Regions from separate parts of the Mus musculus genome. Here region 1 is linked to region 2. Evidence: chromatin loops called from intact Hi-C (ENCODE). Cell type or tissue: gastrocnemius. All regions are shown on one strand.

Evidence for each region. Peaks named below come from ENCODE experiments on the same cell type or tissue, not always from the same donor. Only the 100,000 strongest peaks of a DNase experiment are listed, where the experiment ranks them.
Region 1: it touches region 2 in a loop (2.4-fold over the local background); 3 of 42 quality-filtered maps call a loop at or near these places.

Annotation. Positions count from the first base shown.
Region 1 is chr16:50,253,237-50,255,736 of GRCm38, reverse strand. The region is part of intron 7 of Bbx (bobby sox HMG box containing); the gene reads left to right. Among named protein-coding and RNA genes, the nearest start is that of Bbx, 180 kb to the left of the region's middle. In gastrocnemius, a CTCF peak has its summit at 1,044 (motif pointing left); no DNase peak of the experiment used is centred here.
Region 2 is chr16:50,428,206-50,430,705 of GRCm38, reverse strand. Bbx (bobby sox HMG box containing) reads left to right here. Exons shown (of 17, transcript NM_027444.3): 2 at 1,725-1,796. Among named protein-coding and RNA genes, the nearest start is that of Bbx, 2.9 kb to the left of the region's middle. In gastrocnemius, no CTCF peak of the experiment used is centred here; DNase peaks (open chromatin) are centred at 421, 603 and 1,305; H3K4me3 peaks cover 1,639 bases; H3K27ac peaks cover 1,369 bases.

The DNA of each region.
Region 1 (2,500 bases), 170 kb after region 2:
GACTGGCAAGTGCTATCTCTGACTTAATTGGAGCCCCATATCTCTGCAGTTTTATTTCTCCTACCTGCTAATTGGTCTCCTGCCTCCAGTCGCTGCCAGCCAAGGTTGTCCTGACTGCCTCTGACATAATTATCTAACTGCATATCTCTCATCATGCTGTTCCTCTAACTAAGACCCTTGGCTAGCCCTCTGTGTCCTCCAGCCTAATTTCCAGACTTAACTGAGTCCTAGTTTTGTCAGCCAGAGTCATCTCCCATTACACTCACATGGTGTCTTATCGTTTACCCACACCAGCGAGGTGACCATTTCTCAGAAACACAGCAAGAATATGCTTCTGTATATTTTCATCTGCCGTAACTTGTCACTCTCACTACTCTGCTGAGGGGAAGTCCACCTTGCTTTCCAACTCAAGTACTCAGAGAGTAAAGGATTTTCTCTGTGCTCCCAGCGAACCTTCTCATAGGCCTCCACTTGCATTTCTGCAGTGTAGCTCTTCCCTTCACTTGAATTGCAAACAGACCAAGGGTCTGGCAGGATCCCTTAGCCATCATTCTATTTCCTGCTTTACACTGGGTGCACGTGGTATTTAAACTTCTTAATGTTATCAGTCTCCATGATGGTACATAGTGCTTCCTGAACAAGTGAATGAGAAGTGAGTATTTGAACTAGCAAGAGTAGGAATAGATGGTTGATCTACAGTATTTACTTGCTCCTTTGTAGCCTGTATATTTATCACAGTGCCAAGCATTGTGCTTTGAGATCTGCAAAGTGGGAACAGTCCTTGATAATACTTAGCTTCCTAAGCCACTTGTGATCGTAACTGGCTCCGTCATGCTTTGTATCCAGAGGCTGGACCTGAGATTTCTCACTGATTTGCTCCTGTCCCTTACTTTGTCGCCATTCCTACTGTACTCATCTTTCCCCTTCTTTTCTTACGGAGAATCATTGCTGAATCAAACTGGCTGACAATGGAGTGTGAGAAGATTGCAATGTGTGCTTAAACTGAAATCCCTGTAGCTATTTTCATTTTTGGGTGTATAGCAACACCTAGTGGCTTTGTGTATTATTTCAGAGACTTTCTAGAAACAGGGTTGCTTATTTTCTTTTTCTTTTCTTGTTTTACCACTGTTTACTTATTTTCATTAATTCATAAGAATAGATGCTGAGGAATAAATGTTGATCCATTAAAAAAAATCATTCACTAACTAATTTACATAAATAATAAATATTTTATATTTCATAATATTCATAGTCTGGGACGCTAAAGAAGCCTTTTGTAGGAAATCCACCTTCTTTTTCACAAGTATAGATTTTTCTGTTCATACATATGTATATTTGCCATATCATAAACACATTTTTTATATTCTGTAATCTTTAGATAAGAACACCTAACAGGTATCATATCCAATTTTACTTTGTTAGTAAGGTATTCATATTTGCCTTGGTGACATGGAATCACAGTTACACATGTAAATTACTTCTTTGAATATATACATTCTGATGAAATTTTAATGGGCAATTTACTCTACCTTAATTTTTTCTAGATAAACATTTACATCAGCTATTTAGTTTTTCTTATAACTGTATTATTTCCCTTCCTTGCTTATTGAAAATTACAGCTAAGTCAAAATTTAGGATTTGGGGAACGCTCTCCCTCTGTCTTCTCATGCTGCTGGCTTTGCTTAGTATTACAACTCCTGCCCTCCTTGTTTTTGTCTACTGTTGTCTTGGTGCTTCTTTCTGTCTTCGGACTAGGTTCAGGGAACAAGTCACCAAGTAAGTAGTAGACTCCCATTCTCCCAGGTTCTTAAATCTATGCCGTTTCCATTGTACTTTATTGGGTACAGTTTCACAAGGACCTAGATTTTGGGAAGGGACATGGCCCACTACAGTAAAATGCAGGTTTAGTGGTTCTAGTTTTGCACTGTTAGCCACTGGGCAGCCTTTGTTGTACTTTACTGCCAACTCACACACAAGTAAATATACATTGTATATCTGCTCTGTCTGCTGCCTCCTCCAAGAGTCATTACTTCTCCCTTCATGGAATCTGAAGTCAGAATAATGACATTGACACAGCAGTAAGCAGTGGGCTCCATGCATGTTGCATCCCATAAAATCATATTACCAAGTGATGTCATAGCAGTCCTTACTCTGTGATGTCACAGAGTTCCCAGAACCAGTTCCTGCTGTTAAATTGAGCTGTATCCCAAGGCCTTAGTTTGTTTTTGTTTATCTTGGTTTTTTTTTAACCTTTTGTCCCCATAAAGCAGGATCTCATTAATTTCCCAGGCTGTCTTTCTATAGCCCAGACAGATCTTGAACTTGGTATCTTACTTACTGCCTCAGCTTTCCAAGTAGGTAGTAGTATTCCAGGTCTATGTCAGTAAACATGCCTAAATGATAATGTATTTCATTGCAAATATCATGTACACCTATTTTTATTAAAATTTTATAAAGACACTTTGTAATGTTTACCTAAGTTTCTAGCTTAATTTTAAAG
Region 2 (2,500 bases):
AAAAGCTAAGACACAACATGTACGACAGAGGAGGGGGGGGGGAGAGGGAGAGACACAGAGACAAGCTATTTTTTGCTTTCCTTTCTACAGAAAGGAAAATAAAGCGTGCATTCCCCTTCCTTCCCAGTGTGTAGGGTCTAGTCAATATTTTAACTGTCTGAGGACAAATTAGCCCAGGTGGATCTTGTTGAAAAGTTTCTCGAGGTGGGGTGGAGGTGGGGGGGGGAGGTAGCTGGAGGGGGAGGTGGGTGGAGGTGGTGGGGGATGGGGACCGAGCTAGCTCTGCCTCGGCTAATGGTCATTGGCCTGGGGCTTTGAAACCATTGCCTGTCCTGCTAATGACACGTCCAGTTCTCGTCTACCGGCCGTGGACGCCGGGCTGCTGTTCCTGGGGCTGGCTGGCGGGGACTGGGGTACTTTCCCTGCACGAGGAGGGGCGCTCTCGGCCATCCCTTGGGGCTGCCCACTCGCGGCGTGGGTTCCCCACGCGCGTCCTCTCCCCTGCGCGCCGCCGCCACCTCTGCTCGCGCGACTTTTGTAGCCAGTCTACGGCCAGGGGGCGCGGGGGTCCCCGCAGCGGACATCTCCGGGCGGCCACCCGGCACCCGGCCCCACGCGCGCCACGCCGCGCGGTCCAAGGCTGGAATGGCAGCGCGGGGCCGGGCGGCGGCGGTGCCTCCCTGGGGGGCGGCAGAGGCAGCGGCGGCGGGATCTTCGCCGGGGCCCGCGGGAGGAGGAGGAGGAGGAGGAACGGGAGGAGGAGGAACGGGAGAAGGAGGAGGGGAAGGAGGAGGAAGAGGAGGCGAAGGAGGCGTTTTTTCCCCCCAGACCGCCGCCAGTTCGAGCGGGCACGGGCACAGGGACACCCCACTCGTTGCTCCTACGTTCTGGAAAGGTGTTTAGAAGACTTTTACGCCCGGAGTGTAGGGTTTGCACTTCATTTTTTTCCTTCCCCCTCTTCCCCAAAGCAAGATGGACTCTATTGCCTTTCTCTTTCTCCCTCTACCTCTGCCTCTGTCTTGTCAGCCTTAAAGATCGACATTTTGTACTAAGATGCAAAGTTGATGGTGACCAGCAACAAAGCCTGGGTGGGCTCCCGGGATCCCTCCCTCTCTCCTTCTCCCTCGGCGTTTCCTAGCCTCCCCCACCCCGACCTCGCCGACCTGGTGGCCTGAGCTTGCTGTCGTGGGCTGTGGAGAATTTGTTTCCCCAGGTCGACTCCGATCTCCGTCTCAGAATTGTGACCCAGCCAGGCTGTTGGGAGCTGGCTGTGGCCGCCCAGGTCTGCAGCGCTGAGGGCTGCGATACCTGGACCCGCTGCTACGGTTGCTCCTCCAGGCTGCCTGGCTCTTGGGCAGAGGGAGGCACGGAGTGCCTATCGATCTTTACCGATTTGGTTACCGGTGTATTTGCCCAGGGGGTGGTGATCACTTGTGCAAGTTGATGAATGATCGTGGTGTGGGCTTTGCTGTTCAGAACAGATCAACTTTCTGCTTTGTACAGACAGAGTAGGAAGCAAGGTTCTGGGCAGACCCAGGAATGCCAGCTGGGCTGCCCCCACCCCCTTTGAATAATCAAAGATGCTTTCCCTTACTGCCCTTGCTGCTCTTTCGTGGAGGAGGGTGGAGACAGGCAAGGGGTTGGTATGGAGCTGTGCCCTTCCCTCATTGAACTCTTGGAAAGCCTTCCCATTCTGATGATGTGCTTTTATTTGCTACCTATAGGTCACTATCGTCTGACAAAGGCTTTGCTGCAGTTCATCTTCCTTCCTGTGTGCCTCCCATTTACCTTCCAGGGTAAGTATGCACACTCCTGAGAGAGGGAACTGGGTGTCTCTTGGTAGTGACAGAAGGGTCATTATTAGATGCGTAGTGGGGTCATGTGGGGTTATAATTCTCTACCCCGCAGTTGTCTCACTGAGTTTCTCTCACAGCCAAACTCAGGATTTTTAGTCTTTCCAGTTCACCTGCAGGTTATTGACAGCGAAAGTTAGTTGAAATGTTTGTTTCTTGTTTACCTGCAAGTGCCACTTGAAAACTAATTATCAAATAGACAATTTAGTTGGTCGAAGTTTTATACAGAGTTGAAGGCCTAATAAATTCTCCAGACACTAATGTAGAAGCTTGTAATGTATGAATGGACTTAATAAAAACCCAAAAAAGCACCACAGTGGGGACTTCTCTAATTAATTATGTGATGTGTTTTCTTCCAGATTCCCATCTTCTCTGTTACTTTTGGGTTGGGGAAGGTTGTATTTAGGTGGTACAGTAAGCCTTTTATTTAATGTACAAGTCTGATTCAAATTTGGTCCTAACTTCCACAAAGATTTATGCAATTGGAGAAATTTGGTACATAAACATCTATTCTGAGATTTATCGTTAACTGCCATTTTCAAATATACGCTTCCCAAATCTCCGAAATGGAAAAATCTGCAAAACATATCTGGGATAGTTAGTGTCTGCAAAGTTTGTGAGAGATAACCGCGTAGTGAAAACAGTGT